6 separate regions of the Homo sapiens genome follow, and all the other regions are linked to region 5. A link is a contact called in ENCODE Hi-C or POLR2A ChIA-PET data. All regions are on one chromosome and are shown on one strand. The core of a region is the stretch at or near the end of the contact, and the rest is flanking DNA. Distances in the headings are between cores, read along the strand shown. Region 1 holds the start of SOX12 (SRY-box transcription factor 12). Region 2 holds the start of CSNK2A1 (casein kinase 2 alpha 1). Region 3 holds the start of TRIB3 (tribbles pseudokinase 3). Region 4 holds the start of TBC1D20 (TBC1 domain family member 20). Region 5 holds the start of PSMF1 (proteasome inhibitor subunit 1). Region 6 holds the start of RBCK1 (RANBP2-type and C3HC4-type zinc finger containing 1).

Region 1 (2,961 bases), core at 189-2,688, 790 kb after region 5:
AGGGGGCAGGCTGCGCGGGAGATGGGGTGCCAGCCTCGGCCTCCGAGGGGCCCCAATACCTGATTCCTGTATGTAAACAGCTGGTTTGGGGGCGTGCGCGCCCCGCTGACGGTGGGCTCAGTAGGTGAAAACCAGGTCTGCGATGCTAGACGGGCGCCAGTCCCCCGCGATCATCTCGGTAACCTCGGGGGTGCAGTAGTCCGGGAACTCGAAGTGCGACGTGCCCGAGGGAGGCTGCAGGTCCGGGTCGCGATCCAGGGCGCTGCAGTCCAGGCCGGCCGGGCCAGGGGGCAGCCTGGACAGAAAGCCCAGCGACTCCTCCCCCGACGCCACCGTCTCCTCTTCACCTTCCTCAGCCGCTGCCGCCTCCTCCTCCTCTTCCTCCGGCTCCTCGTCCTCCGACGGTGTCGGGGAGGCGGCGGCGGCGGCGGCCGCCCCCTCGCCCGACGGCCCTTGGGCGCGCTCCGCTTGTCCCCGAGCGGCCCGTCCCGCCGGGACCATCCTCCACAGCTCCCGCCCCGGGGTCTCGACCAGGCGCACTTCCAGCAGCTCCTCGTCGTCGTCTTCATCGTCGTCCTCGGGCGCCGCCGCCCCGCCCCCCAAAGGCCCTCCCGCTGCTCGGCGGCCCCCGCGGCCAGGCAGCTGCGGCCCGGGCTTGAGCCGGCTGCCGCCACCGCTACCACCGGGGGGGCGGGGCCGCGCCTTGGCGGGCGCCCCCTTGCTCTTTTTGCGCGGCCGGTACTTGTAGTCCGGGTAATCCGCCATGTGCTTGAGCCGCAGCCGCTCCGCCTCCCGCACGAACGGGATCTTCTCCGAGTCCTGCAGCAGCTGCCAGCGGCGGCCCAGGCGCTTGGAGATCTCGGCGTTGTGCATGTCGGGCCACTGGTCCATGATCTTCCGCCGTTCGTGCTGCGACCACACCATGAATGCGTTCATCGGCCTCTTGATGTGGCCGCTCGGGGTCTTGCACCAGCCGGGCTCGCGCGCCCCCTCCTCGGCCGGCCCGGGTCCCGGGGGCGGCGGCCCGCCGTCCCGCTTGGCCCTCGCGCCCCGCTGCTGCACCATCGCGCCTGGGCCCGGGGCCGCTAGACGCCGCCGGGGGCCGTCCGCATCCTCCGCGGCTGGGGGTGGGGGAGGAGGCAGCGGCGACGGAGGGGCGGCCCCGCCCCGCGGCTCGGCCCGGCCCCCGCGAACTGGGGAGCGAGGAGCTGGGCGCTCGGGCCCAACGGACGGCGGGGGGAGAAGGTCAGCGCGGTCTCAGGCGGGCTCGGCGCGCCCCCGCCGCCTCCGGCAAGTTGCGTCCTGGCTCACAACACACATTGTTTTGCGGGGGCCGAGGAATCGCACCCTCCGGGCCCCCGCGGGCTCTTCCTGCAGCCTCTGGCTCCGCCGCGGCCCGCGCGCGCCGCTCCCCGCCCGGCCGCCGACGCCTTTCAGTGTCTTTCTCCCCGCGCGGCCCCGCCGGCGCGCGCACCACCCCTCCCCCTCGCCGTCTGCGGGCCGCTGCGGCGCGCGCGGGGCCGCCCCGTGTAAACACCGAGGTGCCCGCTTGGGCTGCGGCCGGGCCCCGCCTCGCGCTCGGGCGCCGCGTCACCCGTTGCTGGGCAGAGAAGCCGGTATTTGCATCTCCCAATCGCTGGCCGCCGGAGCGGGGCGGGGCTCGGGCTGCGGGGCTGGGCGGTCTCGCGGCTAGGATTGGGGGAGACCGGCGAGATCGGTTTCTTTTCTTAGGTTAGGGGTTGGAGGAAGGGTAGGGGACGCGAGCCTGCTTCCATCTGACGCTGGACGCTTGTCCCTGCCCCGCGTTGCCTTTTAAATTTTAGCTCATTCCGAGACACCTGCCGTCAGGTAGGATTTCCGCCCTTTCCTCTTTCAGGGACGTCTTTTCGGACCATCCCAGAAGAGAATTTGGGGGGCCCAAGACTCAGGAAAGCTTCTTAAGGGGACGAACTCAGGTTGTCGTAGATGTTGCCCCCCGCCTACTACACACAGGGTCCGACCACATATGGGACCAGCAAATGCTTTTGGACCTAGTGAACAAATCCCTTTCTCATATATATGTATATTTAATCTCGTTCGAAGCTCCATAAGAATCCGGAGGGAGAAGGGAATATGATAATATGATGCCCAGTTTCCAAATAGGAAGCACCGAGGACACGCAGACTAGGATTCGATTCCCAGGCTCGCGGTCCCAGCTGTCTCTCCCCTGCTCAGCACCAAGGGCCGCGGGGCACCTCGCCTGCCAGCCAAAGGTCCTGAGCTGGGCGGACTTCCCGCTTTTCACAAACCGCAGGCGACATTCGAGGATGCGTGGGTGCGCCATTCCCAGGTCCTACCCCACCCCGTAGCCTGCCCGGTGCCCGACTTGGGCGCGTCGCCCCACCCAAGCCTGGAGAAGCGTGCAGGGGCACGGGGCGGAGCCAGTCCTGGGGGCGTGGCCGGGTGGCCGGCACGAGGCGCGTGGCGGGGAGGGGCCGCGCGCTCCCGGCTCACCACGTGTGAGCCAGTTCGGGCACCACTGGGCGTGTGCCGCCCCTGGGGGAGGTCACCTTCACGGCGTCGTGAGCATGGGCGATGGGAGGGGGCGCTGAGGCCTCGCCCTTGGGAAGCAGGAGCTGGGAGGTGCCCGGATTAGGGTCTTTAAGGTGGCATTCCGCTGGGGCGTAGCGGGCATGGTTTGGGGCTAGGAGAATGCGCCTCTGGCGGTACAGCTCACCCACTTCTGGACGAGCGAAGGCCAAGAGCCGAGCTTGAGGGTGTGGGGCGGGGAGGAAGGACCGAGGTGCGGCTCCGCGGCGCGGGGGGCGGGGTGGGGGTGGTGGGGAGAAAGAAATTGGAGCATCCCTGGAGGGAGGGGGCGACTCTTAAAGGCACAGGGTGCTTGGAAGAGGAGGCCCTGCTCCCGTCCAAACGGTCCCTCCGCCTTTCAGAAGCTGAGATCTGGAAAAGCCTACGTGTAAA
Region 2 (3,166 bases), core at 350-2,849, 570 kb after region 5:
TGTATAACCTCCTCAGTCCACAAGTGGGGAAATTGAGGCCCAGTTACAGGACACTGAGAGAAAAACTGTTGTGGGTTCCCAGGCAATTGGGATCAGATGTCACAAGCTGTCTAGCAGATGAGGTCCAGAGAAGGCCACAGCCACCTCCCTGAGGCCATCACTATAAGTCTGCAGCCACCACCAGCCCTAACCCCACATGGGGAAGAGGTGCCTCTTTGGGAGCAGAGGTGCTAGTCAGCTGACAAACTGTGAAGGCAGGGCTGTGGAGGGTGGAGAGGCCCATTCCTGAGACAACCAGCTATTCTGAGACAGTTAGGGATAATGGTTGGTACTGAAAGAACCTGGCCTCCTCACCCTCGTTCCAGTGCTCACACCTCTGTCCCACCAGAGGTGAGACTAATACTTGAACTCCTTTCAGCAACTCTTAGACGCTTCAGCTTTTATCAGGGCCTGCAAAGGAGAGGTTGATCATCAGATGGAGCCCTGTCCACTGGGGGCTCCCAGTCTGATGGAGGAGACAGACTGAGGTCCTCAGGTTACTGACTGATAGTGTCTGGGTTGGAGGGAGTTAAACAGAGAGGAGACCCCTAGAGGAAAGGATCCCTGAATTAGTTCAATCGGCATACAGAAATTATCCAGTCCATGAGGTGACAGTAAGAGAAGTAACTGCCAGTGTAAAGGGAGGGAGGCAACACAGCTAAGTTCCAGGAATTGTTTGCAGTCTTGTGGGTGGAATCTTCCGGAATTTGAGAAGAGAGTGGCAGAATAGGAGGCTGGAAAGGAGGGTTTGGCCAAATTATGGAGGACTCTGAATGTCAAGTGAAGAGTTTGGGCTATCTTTGGTGCATAAAGAGGTCCATGGGAGATTTTTGACCATAGGGAGACCATGATGAGCTCTGCATGGTAGAAAGTGCTTTGTGGCTGTTTTGGGGAGGTAGCTCGGGCAAGGAGAGCAGGGGTGGGAGGCAGATAGAAGGAAAAAAAAACACTGTATTTTGGACGCACAGCTCTTGGCAGGACTCCTGTAGGAGGAAGGAATTGGGCCTTGGTCTCTTGAGAGCTAGTATCCTCACTTCTCAGACTCCTGCGCCATGCCCTTCCTAGGGTCCAACTTTCATTCACTTCTTCCGAACTCCAAGTTTGAATAGAAAGTGTTGCTGAAACCCTAATTTAAAACGAGGGGTCAGAGCAAAAGAGACTTCAGCTCCCAGAATGCTTGGCTCTACAGCTCTGCAGGTCGCGCATGGTTCTTTTCAAGAAAGGGGGGCCAGCTGGGTGAAGTGTGGGAAACCTGGGTACCGCCATCTTAACTTGGGTCAAACCAACTGTTCACCTAATGGGAGGTTCGTGTTCTCTCTGTTGTCACTTGTTAACACTATTGAAATAAAATGCGCTTAACTATTGCAAGTCTCCTTATTCTGCTTTGCGTTGGGGATTCCTTCCATTTTGCACCCTAGGCCAGAACTGAATCCCTAAGGTTACAATAGGACATCCCAGCATGGCCGCATTCAGAGAGATTCCTCTGGGGGCGGAGTCGGAAGCTGTCTCGCCCCGCCTCCTGGTAGGAGGGGGTTTCCGCTTCCGGCAGCAGCGGCTGCAGCCTCGCTCTGGTCCCTGCGGCTGGCGGCCGAGCCGTGTGTCTCCTCCTCCATCGCCGCCATATTGTCTGTGTGAGCAGAGGGGAGAGCGGCCGCCGCCGCTGCCGCTTCCACCACAGGTACCTAGGGAGCAGCCAGGCGAGGTCGTTGGCGGGTGGGGTGGGCCCAGGATAGGGCAGCGGAGCGCGGCCGACCCTCACGCTTCCAGCAGACTCCTGAGCGGCCCGTCGCCTTCCCCTGCCCCCACCTTCACACATAAACCAAGCGAGGCCCCTGCAGCCCATCGGGGAGGCCCAGGGGCCACCCCTCAGGGCGGAGGGCGAGGTTTGGGGGCAGAGGCCGATGTGAGGGTGGGAACCGGCTGCCGGAGTCCAGCTTATTGCAGAGGAGAGGACTGAACTGGGTGGGGACTAGGGGACAACTTGGAGGAGGGGGTCGTCAGAGGGGGAAGGGAACTTGAGGGGTGGGGCCGCAGGGGGGTGCTGGGGGAGGGTGCGGAGGGAGTGGTGCCTGCTGGGTAGTGTGCAGTGAACCCTCCCGCGAAACTGGGCAGCTGGAGTAGGGGCCTTCTTAGGGTCCCTCTGGGCGGGGCTGAGCTTCCCACCTGCAGAGTGGGTGCGAGGTGGAGAGAACCCCAGGCGGGGTTGCTGGGGCGAAAGGGGGAAGGGACCAAGACGTGGGGCAGAACGTCTGGAGTTGGAGTTAAGGACTAGTTAGGAGCCTGGATAGAAAAAGAGGTATGGAGAGAAAGCTTGGCTAAGGGTATACATATGTTGGTGACCTTTTGAAAGAGTAGGACTTTTCAATTTTGTTTTTCGTTGTGTGTTTTTTGCAGTGTTGGAACATTGCTAGATTAAGCAGGTGATGGGTGGAGCTTCTGTAGTTTGTTTTGGGGAAGCAGAGTCAGGGTCAGGAGAAGTTGCATCTTGGCTATTGCTTTGTGTGGAGGAAAGAGTTTTGAAAAGAAGGTGGCAAATTATTTGGGAAGACTTGATTACTTTTCAGCTGTTTAATTCTACGAGAATGGGACATGGGGAGAGGAAATGAAAACTAAGAAGAGAGGCCGGGCGTGTGGCTCACGCCTGTAATCCCAGCACTCTGGGAGGCCGAGGCGGGTGGATCACGAGGTCAGGAGTTCGAGACCAGCCTGACCAACACGGTGAAACCCCGTCTGTACTAAAAATGCAAATATCAGCCGGGCTTGGTGGCGCGCGCCTGTAATCCCAGCTACTCGGGAGGCTAAGGCAGGAGAATCGCTTGAACCTGGGAGGCGGAGGTGGCAGTGAGCTGAGATCCGCCACTGCACTCCAGCCTGGGCGACAGAGCGAGACTCCGCCTCAAAAAGAAAAAAGAAAACTAAGAAGGGAAGATTTTTCCAAGAATTGGAGACTTCATTCCATCTGAGGAGTGCAGTGTAGGCCCAGTGGTTAAAAACCAGACTGCCTAGGTTCTCAAATATCAGGGCCATTGCTACTTAGCTGTGTGACCTAAACTCTCTAAGCCTCAGTTTTCCCGTCTGTAAAAGGGGGATGATGGTATTTTCTAGCTTGTGAGTTTACGGAGAAGAG
Region 3 (3,004 bases), core at 458-2,957, 740 kb after region 5:
AGGATGATACCTGGCTGTGCACATGCTTTGTGCCCTGTGCAGCAGGAGACTGCCTGGAGTCCCTCTGGCCTGTGCCACATCAGTAGTCCAGGCTGCCTTGGCCCCGGCCATCCCTCAGAGCCTGTTGGGGCCTGGGATAAGCTCCACCCAGATGGGGACAGATGCGGTAACTGAGTCTATACATCTTGGGCAAGGCATTTTGCAGACCACACTGCAGAATAGAATCTGTGATGTGGAATGAAAGCAGCCCCTAATATCTACCTCTTGCTGTTCCCTGCCACACTCGGGACCCAGGGAAATGAGGGCGGGTTACATCAAGCGCAAGCGCGCGCGCGCACGCACACACACACACACACACACACACACAGCCCTCCCAGCTGTCACACCCATGGTCTACCCGAGCAAGGCCGCACCCCCACCCCGCCCCGCCCCCCGCAGCCAGGCCCCTCCCGTGGGAGCCCAAGCGAAAGGCGGCGGGTGTCCGAGTCAGAAGTTTCAGCGGAAATTGAAGCGCGGCCCTGGGACAGGAGGGGGGTGAGGCAGAGGGAAGGAGGTGGCTGTCGTCCCCCGCCCTCCCCGGTCTGCAGGCACAGCACACACCGCAGACACGCGCGCACCGTCCACCTGCAAACCCGGAGCCGCGCACTGGGGAGAACCAGCGGCCCTGCCGGGCCAGAGATCGCGCGCTGCGCCCCCGCTCCCACTCCCTCGGCTCCCCCGCTCCAGGGCACCCCAGCCCTGTCCCGGCGGTGTCCCCTGCACCGCCAACCCCTGCCACCAAGTGCCCAGCCCTCCAGACAGCTCTCACCATCTCCTGAGACACAGGTGCTCGGGACCCACCCTCACCCAGGACTCTCCCCTGCGGGTTCACGAGGACCCCCTCGGATCCCCCGCCACCCCCAGAGTCCTCCAGTGCCCCCCACAAGCCCCTCACCGCACCACACGACTCCCCTATCCCGCACTCACGCAAAACAGACCCCCGCACGCCCTCCTCTAGGGGTGACGGCCGGACACCTCCGTCCCTGGCTTCCCCAGCCCAACTCGGGCGACCCCACGCTCCGCGGGGCCGCGTCACCTGAAGCCCGGGGGGAGCACTCAGCCCAGGCCCGGATCAAAAGGGATCTGACCTGGCCGCGCCCCGACGGCGGGGTCTGTGAAAAGGTGTGTAAGGGGCGTGCGTGCGTGTAACACGCGGCAACACGCAGACGCCCAGAGGCTTCCGGCGCCCCCTTCCCCGGCCGCCCCCTCCCGCCCCCCGGCCTCCGGGCGAGTCCGCAGGCCGCACCCCGCCGAGTACCTCGCCCCGTCGTTCCGCGTGGGCCCGGGCGCCGCCGGGGCTCAGAGCCTCCAGGGCACCAGCAGGTGGGCCGGCCCGCTGCGCTGCTGCCGAGCTCGGGATCCCAGCCCAGCTCCAGCCCTGCCCGGGTCCTAGCAGCGGACGCGCGCGGAGCCGCCTCCACTTCCGCTGCGAGTCTCGTGCGCGCCCGGCCCCCGGTCCGGGTGATGCAAACCGGAGCTAATCCCCCGGTCCGGGTGATGCAAACCGGAGCTAATCCCCCGGTCCGGGTGATGCAAACCGGAGCTAATCAGCCGCCGTCTGATGCCCTCGGGCCCGGGATCGCACCATCCCCCGCGCCGCGCCCGGGCCTCTCTCCTCTGCATCCGCTGCACCTGGGACCCGCCCTCGCTGGCCCCCTAGGGGCGTCTGGTCAGTGCAGACATCAGCCACGGACTCTCCCTATCACCTTGGAAAAAAAATTTGCTCTTTTTTTTTTTTTTTTTGAGACAGAGTCTTGCTCTGTCGCCCAGGCTGGAGGGCGGTGGCGCGATCTCGGCTCACTGCAAGCTCCGCCTCCCGGGTTCACGCCATTCTCCTGCCTCAGCCTCCCGAGTAGCTGGGACTACAGGCGCCCGCACCACGCCCGGCTAATTTTTTGTATTTTTAGTAGAGACGGGGTTTCACCTTGTTAGCCAGGATGGTCTCGATCTCCTGACCTCGTGATCCACCCGCCTCGGCCTCCCAAAGTGCTGGGATTACAGGCGTGAGCCACCGCGCCCGGCCAAAAATTTGCTCTTCTGAGCCTCGGTTTCCCCACCTATGAAATGGGAAGAACATTCCTCCTTCTCAGGATGGTGCTTAAAAGAGCAAACAGTGACTGTTGTCGGGGTGCTTCCCCTTTTTTATAAAGCACATTCCCAGCACTGCCTTATAAAACCTTTAGGAGAAGTGGACATGCGGGAATCTCCATTCTCCACATTCTACTGAGAGCCAGCCTGAGGCCCAGCTATGGGCAAGTGGTTCAGAAGCTTCAGGAAGGCCTATGGACTTAAGAGCTGACTCTGGGCTCAAAGGAACCACCGTGGCGCCCTTGGGAGGCCTAAGGTCTGCTGAGCTTCCCCGCGTCCCTTTGCTAGAGGCAGTGCGGCCTAGTGGTGAAGAGCCCCTAGAGCCAGCTGGCCTAAGAGTGCACTCCACCTCCGCTCCAACCCACAGTGCTACCCCAGAAAAGCTACCTAAAACCCTGCCTCAACTTCCTGCTCCATAAAATGGGCTCATAATTGCGCTCACTTCATAAAGTTGTTGTGAGGATTAAATAATTTAATATGTGTAAGACGCTTAGAACAGTGTGTGGCACATTGCGGATGCTCAGTGGAGTGTAAACAATGGAGACAGAGAGGGAAAGAGGCCTTTAATATGCTTGCACCCAAGGCCTGGGAGGGCTTGGTGCTACTTGATTTGGGGTGAAACACCCCTCTGCGTCCTAGGCGTCCAGCACCTTTCTTTTTTTTTCTTTTTTTGAGGCAGAGTTTCACTCGTTGCCCAGGATTGAGTGCGATGGCACGATCTCGGCTCACTGCAACCTCCACCTCCCGGGTTCAAGCGATTCTCCTGCCTCAGCCTCCCAAGTAGCTGGGATTACAGGCATGCGCTACTATGCCTGGCTAATTTTGTATTTTTAGTAGAGACAGGGTTTCTCCATGTTGGTCAGGCTGGTCTCGAACT
Region 4 (3,137 bases), core at 118-2,617, 660 kb after region 5:
GGAGATTCCCCACCCCCTCTATAAAAACTAAAAAAACTAGCCAGGCATGGTAGTGTGTACCTACAGTCTCAGCTACTCGGGAGGCTGCAACAGGAGGCTAGCTTGAGCCCAGGAGCTTGAGGCTGCAGTGAGCTATGATCGCTATTGCACTCCAGTCTGGGTGATAGAGTGAGACTCTGTCTCAAAAAAAAAAAAAAGATAATTTTGAGAATTCTAACAGATTATTCTTGTACTAATTACAAATATGTATTTGAATAGATTTAGACTTTTGATTTTAAGATGAAATCTCGTTTGTATTGACACATTTGAAAGCACTCATGACTCAGTATTCTTATAAATGTATTACATTTACAAGAATTACACAAGGACTTGAAAGGCTTTGTTAGAAACCTGTGATACTTAGAAAAACGAATTGAATTTATAAATGCAGTTTCAAATGTTCAAAGGATTTTAATTAGCTTAGTTTATTAATGGGACCAAATAACTGATATAATTTACTAGATTTATGAATAGAACTGTAAAACTTGGCTGTGCGCGGTGGCTCACGCCTGTAATCCCAGCACTTTGAGAGGCTGAGGCGGGCGGATCACGAGGTCAGGAGTTTCATGGGCTGGAGGTCTCAGGATAATAAAGAACTGTTGTGGTTGGGGGTGGGAGGTGGAAGAGAGTCATCAAGCAACTGGAATTATGGGAACTTCAGCATGAAGACCTAGCACTAGAAATTCGGGAGGCCACAATCACAATATCAGGGATATAACCAAGGGAATGGATGTCTAATTGGAAAGAAAGGAATATCACTGAAGACGAGAAGGAAATCAGACCTGATAAGCCAGAGCGCTGCTTTAGATGAGTGGCCACTATTTCGCACAACTTAAGGGGGCACGGTTCACGTGAACGTCTACGTAAATGGCGCTCCCAGGCCTTGTGCAGTGCATAACCTGCGGACCCGTATGACATGAACCTGCTAGATCCCCAAGTACCCAAGAACTGATGACAGGAGTTCGTGTGGGGAGACGAGACAGGAGGTAAAAAAATAATCCTTGGTAAGCAAAAATTGGTCATAATTGTGGAGTATTTACTATATGCTTGGTGATGTTCTAAACACTCTCAATAACCTTGTGAGTTCAATATTTTTATTATCATCAATACTATTTTACAGATGAAAGAAGCAAAGGAAACGACAGCTGGTCTCGAGCACACTCGCTCAAGAGCGCCACACTCTACACCGTAGAGTCTACAGCGCAGACGAAGCCAACTCCTCAGAGCGCTCACCGCGCTCTTTCCGCAGCCTCCCCCGCCGCCGGCCGGGCGTAGCGCAGGGTCACGTGCCGGCGCGGGGCGGGGCCAGCGGGGCGCCTGCGCGCCTGCGCGCCGCTGGCCGACGGAGGGGAGCCTGCCGATGCCGAGCGGGTGCTACGTCCCGCGGTCGGAGCCGCGTCTTCTCCCGGCTCCGCCACCAGCCGGGGCTCGGGTGGGGGCCCGGGGCCCCGGGGCATGGCCCTCCGGAGTGCGCAGGGCGACGGCCCCACCTCCGGCCACTGGGACGGCGGCGCGGAGAAGGCAGGTACGGAAGCCGACCGGGGCGCCGGGAGCGGCCTGCGAGGGCGGCCCGGGGGGCAGGGGCAGCTGGCGGAGGCGGCGCCGGAGGGGCGCGGGCTGGGGACCCGGGGCTGCTGCGGGGTTCCGGGCGGCGAGAGGAACAGGCTGAGGGCCCAGGGCACGTCTGATGAGGAGAGGGCCTGGAACTGGGGGGGCTCGGGCGGGTGCCGAGCTGACCCGAGGGAGCCTGGCGGCAGAGTCGCGTCCCCAGGCAGAAGAGCGGGCGGCGGCTTCGCGCCCCGGCTTTCTTCCATCTGGAGAGGACTGGGACTCCTCGAGCGCGGAGGCCAGGCCCACCCCGTCCCAGGCGTCCGCCACGTCCGCAGGCTCCCGGAGCCGCCTCCCCGAGGGGTATCAGCTCTCCCGAACTGCATTCACCGTCGCCGGCTTGATTGACGCGCTGCCCGCGTACCGCCGATGTAATTACCACACAGTTCTTCCTTTAAGGTGCACAGTTCAGTGATTCTTAGAAAATTCACAAAGTTGTGCAGCCATCGCCGCTGTCTGATTCCAAAACGAAACCCTTACCCATTAATAGGCACTCCGCGTTCCCCGGTATTCACGACGCCTGGCAACCACGAATCGACTTTCTGTCTGTCTTCTGCCACCTATTTTAATGTTATTCAATTGTGTAAAAGCGGCCGGGCACCATGGCTCGCGCCTGTAATCCCAGCGCTTTGGGAGGCCATGGTTGGAGGATCGATTGAGGCCAGGATTTCGAGATCAGGCTGGGAAACACAGCGAGGCCTCATCTCTACAAAAAGTTTTTAAAAGTTAGTCGGGTGTGGAGGCTCGAGCCTGTGATCCCAACGACTCTGGAGGCTGAGGCAGGAGGATCGCTTGAGCCCAGGACTTAGAGGCTACTCTATGATTGCGCCACTGCACTCCGGCCTGGGTGACAGATGGAGACCCTATCTCAATAATAATAATAAGTAAATAATTGTATAAAAAGCGCTTCTATTTTTATACTCTTTTAGTTTGGACAATTTCTGTGAAATCATGTTTTTGTTGCACATGATGTTCTCAAATGTTTTTCATTCAATAAATACATGACAGTTAAAATTATGAATGTACACCGTGAACCAAGTTAAATAATCTTTTTTCCTTGAGGAAGACTAAGGTGACTTTCCCTATTTCCAGTCCTCTGATGGATGGTGCCCGTAACAGAGCCAAACACGTTATTAATACAACCCACATATTTTGAGGAAGCTCCTGGTATCTATATTTTATTTTATATTTTATTTGGGCTCATTTTCTGTTTTTCCCTTTTTCTTATGTTCTGATACTGAATGGAAGTGGAGCTCTGAACCCTTTGGCACCGTAACCCTTTAATTACTGGTGTTTGTGTGATGTCTGTCCTCATGGCATAACAGTCAATGCCCTAGGCAGCATGGGTCTTGTGACCTGTTGGCAGTGCAGCTGTGTATCTGTTGCAAGACTTTACCCCCTCTAGTTTCCTTGATTTTGCTTCTCTGGATGAATGGGACAAATTTAAAGATGAGGTTTTTTGTTTTTGTTATTGTTTTGTTTTTTAATCA
Region 5 (3,179 bases), core at 410-2,909:
GGGATCCTGAGTGTGTACCTGGGGTCCCAGTGAGATAATTGAGGTCTGGGGAAAAAAAGAGCCAGAAATCCCTGACGGTTCTTGTGTTCTGATTCCTGCTGGAGGGGGTAAAGTGTGAGAGGGGTATGGTGGTCTTGGTCTTTAGTTCTAAGAGACAGAGAGGAATAGGGACAGCAGTGAGGGGTGGGGGAAAGGGGATACTTGTCTAAGTGCTCAGAATGTACAAAGCAAGTTTGAAGAGAGGTCCCTAAAGCTATGTCAGGAGGGGAGAATTAAGACTCTATTTGAGAAGCTAAAAAAAATGATTAGAGGAGTTGAGAACTGAAGCAGTCAAAAAGGAGAGGAAGGGTGAAATCTCATGGCAAGATGCAATAGGTGGGGTGGTCTGTTTCCCATGGCTAGTCTTGGTTCTGAGAGTGAGAGAACAGTGACAGTGAGGGGCAGGCATGGAGGCAGGCCCACTTCTCCCAGGAAGCAGATGTCTAGGATGATGTGGATGTTGGGGATGAGGGTCACAGGGAAGAGACAGGAAAGAAAGAAGAATGCCAGAGCAAAGAATTAGTGAGGTGGGTTGGGTCCAGCAGTCCTAGAACTCTGTGGGGATGACAACGACGTCCCTAGCTGTAAGAGGTGGAGCCTGGGGATGGGAGAAGAGGGGCTGGCCCTATGGGGACAACTATGAGGAGAAAATCTTATATGACCCTCACACCCAGGGTGTATGTGTGTACGACTCTGGGGGTGATTGCTTCCTAGAGCTTGAGTTGGGGATGGCAGTAGCGAGTGGACTATGCTGGGCCCTTCAGTAAAGGGTGAAAGGCGTGTGAACTCTCTGGGCCCATGCTAACGGGTGAAAAAAGGGCCCTGGCCTGGGGCTGAGTAGGTCAAAGCTCACTCCTGTACCTGTGCTTGGATCCAGATGTTTGGTGGAGGCTCTACTGTGGTATGAGGGCGGAACTGAGTCAGTCCCCTCACCCCGAGGCTGGGTGGTAAGGAGTTCAGACGGGATCAGGTGGGTGAGAAGTGCTCTGGGGAGCTAAACTCCTGTCTAGATTCTTTGCCATTCTATGGAATGCTAGATCCACACAGTCCTGGCCTGAGAGGCTGCCAGGCTGTGTTGAAGCGAGTGTCCGCCCTTGAGTTTACAAATCATGTTGTGCCAGCTGTGCCGTGAGGGACTCTGGGCTGGGATGGGGCAGGTGAGCAACCTCCGACCCGCAGGTTTTACCAACGCTGCCATCTGCCCCAGACCCTGCACTGGGAGAAGCGGGGAAATCGGGCGCTCTGGACCAGGCCTCCGGTACTCTGAGTTTGGGCAGAAGACAGTTCCCTCCTCCACCCTGGCCGGCTCCGTGGCGTACCTGGTCACCGACACCCAAGCCGAAGTAACCGTGTGTCACCACTTCCCAATGCAAGAAGCAGACGAGCGCGTCCTGCCTGCAGGTGATGGCCGGCGCTGCCGATGCGAACAGTACCTCCAGGCCCGCCATGAGCGCCCGCGACTTCGGCGTCTGGAGGAAAGAAGGGGGCGGGGGTAGTGCAGTGAGCCGGCTCCGCGGCCGGGGTAGCTATAACTCTGCTTCCCTCTTGCGCTGGTTCTTGCCGAGTCCACACCTGAGACCAAAATGGAGACGCCCGGGGACGGGGCGGGGCGGGGAAGCCGGAAGTAGTCCCAACAGCGGGCGCAACTGCGTGAGGCGCGCCGGGTTGGCAACGCGAGCGCAGCACTGAAAGGTTCCGCCAGGGAGTGCGAGCGGGGCGTGGCCCCTCAAAGCCGGAAGCCGGGTCTTGGCGGCAGTCGACAGGATCGCCTGACGCGGGCACAGCGTCCTCCAAGAGGCCACCTTGCTGAGAGGCAGACTTCCCATCCACAAAATGGGGTATGCTAGGCCGGGGAAGGGGCTGGGAAATGTGGCTAAAATACATTCTTAATAATCGTTAACACGTTCGCCGTGCTTGCTACCGTCCACATTATTCTAAACGCTTTACTTGTATTCATTTATTTAATCTTCACAACCCAACTCTATGCAGTTGATATTAACGATTAATGTGCCTCATTGCACAGATGAGGAAACTGAGGCGCAGAGGGATAATTTGACCAAGATGACAACAGCCAGCCGGTGAACGGCTGAAATGGTTATGGGAACCTGGCAGTCTGGCTTCTAAGATAACATTTATTAAGTGTTTATTGTGTGCTACATCGTGCGCTAAAACCTTTACATCACCCTCTCAACAACTCTATGAAGTATGGACCGTTATTATCCCCATTTTGCAGATGACAAAACGGCTCAGAGTTGAAACCACTTCTCCAAGGAGACACAACTGCTGCCCGCAGAGCTGAAGCTCCTGACCCACTATCAAATTTCAATCATTTATTTGCCTACCCCCTTTATGATTTTTACCACCCGTTACTTCAACAAGTTTCATGAAATCCACTTATTGTTTTTACCCAAATAAATTTAGTTTCCCCATCCCAGTCACTAACCTGGTTCAAGCTCCTGTCATCTTTCACTTGGATGCCTGGCATCAGCCTCAGAACTGCCCCATTCCATTCCTGTCTCTCTCTAGTCTGTACTGCACTCCGCAACCAGAGAGATTCTGTTAGAAAACAAGTCAGATCGGCCAGGTGTGGCGGCTCATGCCTGTAATCCCAGCACTTTGTGAGGCCGAGGCAGGCGGATCACTTGAGGTCAGGAGTTTGAGACCAGCCTGGCCAACATGGTGAAACCCTGTCTCTACTAAAAATACAAAAATTAGCTGGGTGTGGTGGCGCACGCCTTTAGTCCCAGGTACTCGGGAGGCTGAGGCATGAGAATCAATCGAACCCGGGAGGTGGAGGTGGAGGTTGCAGTGAGCCAAGATCGCACCATTGCACTTCAGCCTGGGCAACAGAGCGATCTTCTGTCTCAAAAAAGAAAAAAAAAAAAAAAGAAAAGTCAGATCACATCCGTTGGCTCAAAATCGTCACACTCAATGGAAAAGTAAAGTCCTCCCCATGGTCTGCAGGAATCTGCATGTGGTCTGCCATCTCCTGCCCCAGCCCTGCCAGCCCTGTACCTCTCTGATTCAGTCTCCTTCAACTGTCCTCTCATCCCCTTTATACGTGCAATAACCTTGGCTCCCCCTCTTCTCTCACATCTACATCTGGTCCAACAGCAAAGCTAGTTGACTCCACTCTCAAA
Region 6 (3,322 bases), core at 445-2,944, 710 kb after region 5:
AGTTGCACACTCAGGGGCACCCGTTGCTCTGCCAGCCAGATGGCACACTTCATTGCCACCTGTTCATCCCCGCCCGCCACTGCTCGGGTGAGGCTCAGGGCCATTTCCTCTGCTGAAAGCCAGTACAGCAGGAGCCAGTTAGCACAGGGTTTATTTTCAGGAGCTGAGAGTAATGGGGTAGGAAAGGAGGCGATCCTTTGTGTGTGCTGCTTTCTCTGTCTTCCTGGTGAACTCCTACGTATCCTTCAGCACCCAGACTAAAAGTCCCTTTCTCCGGGAGGGGTTCTCTAATATTCCCCACTCCTCCTCACACTAGGCTCATTTGGTTGTTTGTCCTTCCCATTCCCAGGGTCCCTCATATTTCTATTCATTTATCCAACAAGCAGTTATTGAGCTTCTACTGTGTGCCACCCACTGTCCCAGGAACTGGAATCCCACAGAGATTTATAAACAGGGCCCCTCTCCTTATGGATCTCCCTGCCCAGTGGGGAGACAATGAACAAGTTTAACAAGAAAAAAAAAAAAAGTCAGATTGCGATCCTTGCTGGCAGGGAAATAAACAGGTTAAGGAGACCAGGGGAGGCCTCTGGGAGGGGGTAACACTGAAGCTAAGACCTGAAGGAGGAGAAGCTGCACGTGTCAAGCTCCAGTGGGGAAGAGTGGTCCAGGTGGAAGGAAGAGTAAGGGCCTTGGCCAAAAAATGGTTGGATGAGAACCGAAGGAAGCCAGTGGGGCTCCAGTAGAGTGAGCATGGCGGGGTGACTGAGGACAGATATCCTGTGGGCCACCCAGGGCCTCTGGGTTTTGTTTGGAGAACACAGAGGGGCATGGGAGGGTTTCCAGCAAGGCAGTGACTGACTTCCGTTCTACAACCCTAGGTGCAGGGGACAAGAGAAGAGGCAAGTACCCCTGCTTCTCAGGTCAACTGACGTCTGTCTCCCACCAGCCCAGGAGGTCTCCAAGTTCAATGCCCTGTGTCCTCTGCGAGTCCCCTAGCCCCATCTCAGCACAGAGCCAGCCCAAGGAGTTCTCAGGGCCCCAAGATGGCTCTGGAAGCCAGCAGGTACCAAAGGAGGAAACTGATGGGGAGGAGGGTAGAGGGAGGGCAGGCTAAAGCCCCCTCTCCAAGGCCCTTCTGGCCAGGGGCAAGGCCAGGTCCTGCGGGGCCCACTTCCCACCGGAAGTTCCCCAGCCACCTCCAGCCTGTGCCCACCTTTCTTGGTCTTCTCGTCCATCTGGCGTGGCTGTGCCCATCCCCCTGGGGGGGACCGTGCCTCCTGGGAAATGCTACCTCCGGGTCGCCTGGGAGAGGCGGGAGACCAGGAGCAACTCAGCCAGGCCGTGTGGCCTCCGGCGCGGCCCAAGCCCTGTGTGTGCCTCGCTGTCCCCGCGGCAGTCGGGAAGCATCACACTGCCCGGTGACCAGGCCGGGATCCTGCGTGGGGCGGTGAGAGGGCAGCGGGCGCCGAGACAGGTCCGCACTGGGCGCAGGAGGAAACGGGACCAGCCGAGGTGGGAAGAAGCGGGGAAAGGACGCCCGGACACCACCCAGCCGGGGCGTTCCAAGTCCCGGAGGACCCCCACTTGCGGGAGCGCCCCTGGCGTCCCGGGTTTCAAGGCAAAGCCCTCTCTCCTCCCGGGAGGCCCCAGTTCTTCGCAAGGGGAGCGGCTTCGGCGGAAGAGAAAGTGAAAGTGGCGGCCCCGGAAGTGGGGCGGGACTGGGAGGGGGGGCCGGAAAAATTGTCGCCTCATCCGGGACCTCCACTGCCCGGCTACCCGGCGGCGGCGGACGCCGAGTGCGGGGTCCCAGCGGTCCCGGCGCTCCTGTTTGGGGCGACCCCACCCCGTCCTCCGGGGCTGATCGCGGGTCCCCGGACTCCCGCCCGGGTCACCCTGCGGGCCGCATCGCAGAGCCGCGGGAAGGAGCTGGGCCGCAGGCGGGGTGGGCGGGGCCGGGGCGGGGCCGGGGGCGGGGCCGGGGGGGCCGGGGGCTGGGGGCGGGGCCGGGGTGGGCCGGGGGCCGGGGCCGGGGCCGGGGGCGGGGCCGGGGGCAGGAGCAGGAGCCTGAGCAGGAGTCGGCGCCGGAGCCGGGGCTGGAGGGCGGCGGGATCCACAGCGTCGAGCCGCTGGGGACGGGTTAGGAGCGCGCCCTGCGAGCCCGGCGCCTGCTCACCCAAGCCTCAGGCATACCTCGGGGCAGGCCCGGTCCTTGGCCCCGTTTGCACATGAATAAACGAAGGCTCTGTTTGTTGATGACCTGTCCAAGGCCACTCAGCCGAGGTTTGAATCCAGGCCTGGCAGGCTCAGGAACCCGCCCTTACCCAGATCCGACGCTGCCTCTCAGCGGTCACCGTCTGTCTTTTCGTTGAGCTATTGGTGAAGTTTGCATTCGTCTGCCTCATGCGCCGCTTTAATTTTTCTCCCGTTCCTCGTCCCATCGATCAGCAGATCCTGCGGGCTCCACTTGCAGAATCTCATCCCTCACCTCCTCCGGCCCCATCCCGCTCCAGCTCCATCAGTGCTCCATCATCTCAGGGGTCTTGAACCAGCCTCCTCCTGGGCCTCCTTGCTTCTCTTTTTGCCCCCTACCGTCCATTTCCACCTAGCTGCCGGAGAGTCCTGTTAAAATGTAAATCAAACCCATGCCACTCCCCGACCCAAGTACTCCCATCTCACTTAAAGCAAAATCCGAGATCTGTCCCAGGGCTCGCAAATTGCCTCCCGATCTCTGTCTTCGTAGCTGACTGCCCTGCCCCTGCCTCATTCCACTCAAGTCCCATTGACCTGCTGGGTCCTGGAGTAAGTCAGACACACTCCCGCCCTAAGGCCTTTGCACCTGCCATAACCCAAACGTCTGCATGGCTCCCTCCTTCCCTTTATTTTGGTCTTTACCCAAAAATCTTCCCTAGTTACTCCATCTGAAATTTCACAGACACACGTATCCAGCATTTCACATCCGCTTTCCTGGCTTCATTTTTTCTTCTCAGCATCTATTACTGTCTAACGGAGCATGTTTTACTTATTTATGTTATTCTGGGTCTGTTTTCCTCTCCTAGAGGGCAGGGACTTTGGTTTGTTTTGCTCACTGCTGTGTTCCTGGTGTCTAGAACAGTTCCAAACACATAATGGAGGCTCCATATGTTGAATGAAGGAATGAACCTCAGACCTTCATCTGGGATAATTTTTCTTTTGCCGGAAACACATCCCTTTAGACAATGTTTCTTAACTTTGGCTGTACATTTGAATGGCCTGGGGAAGCCTTTTTTTTTTTTTTTTTTTTTTTTGAGATGGAGTTTCACTCTTGTTGCCCAGGCTGGAGTGC

The links. Hi-C counts contacts between places; a loop is a spot of excess contacts on that map. ChIA-PET counts read pairs that join two places held with the same protein, here RNA polymerase II (POLR2A). Pooled maps may share reads with other maps.
Region 1: a map of gastrocnemius medialis shows a loop between it and region 5 (4-fold over the local background). The contact joins the promoter of SOX12 here to the promoter of PSMF1 in region 5. A Hi-C loop is called at or near these places in 1 of 168 maps with a recorded cell type or tissue (gastrocnemius medialis), 1 of 37 single-sample maps with no recorded cell type and 10 of 50 pooled maps.
Region 2: a map of ascending aorta shows a loop between it and region 5 (10-fold over the local background). The contact joins the promoter of CSNK2A1 here to the promoter of PSMF1 in region 5. A Hi-C loop is called at or near these places in 9 of 168 maps with a recorded cell type or tissue (CD14-positive monocyte, CD4-positive, alpha-beta T cell, CD8-positive, alpha-beta T cell and 5 more), 17 of 37 single-sample maps with no recorded cell type and 24 of 50 pooled maps. POLR2A ChIA-PET finds 5 or more read pairs at or near these places in 2 of 52 experiments (MCF 10A and activated T-cell).
Region 3: a map of naive thymus-derived CD4-positive, alpha-beta T cell shows a loop between it and region 5 (30-fold over the local background). The contact joins the promoter of TRIB3 here to the promoter of PSMF1 in region 5. A Hi-C loop is called at or near these places in 1 of 168 maps with a recorded cell type or tissue (naive thymus-derived CD4-positive, alpha-beta T cell), 3 of 37 single-sample maps with no recorded cell type and 7 of 50 pooled maps.
Region 4: a map of CD4-positive, alpha-beta T cell shows a loop between it and region 5 (7-fold over the local background). The contact joins the promoter of TBC1D20 here to the promoter of PSMF1 in region 5. A Hi-C loop is called at or near these places in 1 of 168 maps with a recorded cell type or tissue (CD4-positive, alpha-beta T cell) and 7 of 50 pooled maps. POLR2A ChIA-PET finds 5 or more read pairs at or near these places in 1 of 52 experiments (activated T-cell).
Region 6: a map of CD8-positive, alpha-beta T cell shows a loop between it and region 5 (25-fold over the local background). The contact joins the promoter of RBCK1 here to the promoter of PSMF1 in region 5. A Hi-C loop is called at or near these places in 2 of 168 maps with a recorded cell type or tissue (both CD8-positive, alpha-beta T cell), 1 of 37 single-sample maps with no recorded cell type and 12 of 50 pooled maps.

The regions. Positions count from the first base shown.
Region 1 is chr20:324,029-326,989 of GRCh38, reverse strand. It overlaps SOX12 (SRY-box transcription factor 12), which reads right to left and starts at 1,438. Exons shown (of 1, transcript NM_006943.4): 1 at 1-1,438. The coding sequence starts at 1,065. The coding sequence ends at 118. NRSN2-AS1 (NRSN2 antisense RNA 1) reads left to right here and starts at 1,738. Exons shown (of 3, transcript NR_109990.1): 1 at 1,738-1,848. RefSeq lists silencers at 309-798, 819-878, 949-1,328, 1,439-1,748, 2,309-2,568.
Region 2 is chr20:542,223-545,388 of GRCh38, reverse strand. CSNK2A1 (casein kinase 2 alpha 1) reads left to right here and starts at 1,599. Exons shown (of 14, transcript NM_177559.3): 1 at 1,599-1,717. RefSeq lists enhancers at 1,134-1,193, 1,304-1,353, 1,464-1,543, 1,564-1,713, 1,199-1,892 and 1 more and a silencer at 2,034-2,093.
Region 3 is chr20:379,463-382,466 of GRCh38, reverse strand. It overlaps TRIB3 (tribbles pseudokinase 3), which reads right to left and starts at 1,707. Exons shown (of 4, transcript NM_021158.5): 1 at 1,298-1,707. RefSeq lists an enhancer at 1-588 and silencers at 274-863, 1,134-1,243, 1,264-1,423.
Region 4 is chr20:460,763-463,899 of GRCh38, reverse strand. It overlaps TBC1D20 (TBC1 domain family member 20), which reads left to right and starts at 1,367. Exons shown (of 8, transcript NM_144628.4): 1 at 1,367-1,564. The coding sequence starts at 1,495. RefSeq lists silencers at 928-997, 1,278-1,767, 1,836-1,984.
Region 5 is chr20:1,117,082-1,120,260 of GRCh38, reverse strand. PSMF1 (proteasome inhibitor subunit 1) reads right to left here and starts at 1,659. Exons shown (of 7, transcript NM_006814.5): 1 at 1,359-1,659. The coding sequence starts at 1,487. It overlaps LOC105372493 (a long non-coding RNA gene), which reads left to right and starts at 1,813. Exons shown (of 2, transcript NR_136535.1): 1 at 1,813-1,877; 2 at 2,273-2,409. RefSeq lists enhancers at 1,387-1,516, 1,557-1,746, 1,757-1,806, 1,817-1,866, 1,266-1,908.
Region 6 is chr20:406,671-409,992 of GRCh38, reverse strand. RBCK1 (RANBP2-type and C3HC4-type zinc finger containing 1) reads right to left here and starts at 1,694. Exons shown (of 12, transcript NM_031229.4): 1 at 1,214-1,694; 2 at 1-112. The coding sequence starts at 1,235. RefSeq lists enhancers at 717-786, 797-896, 957-1,056, 466-1,106, 1,107-1,156 and 1 more and a silencer at 1,727-1,996.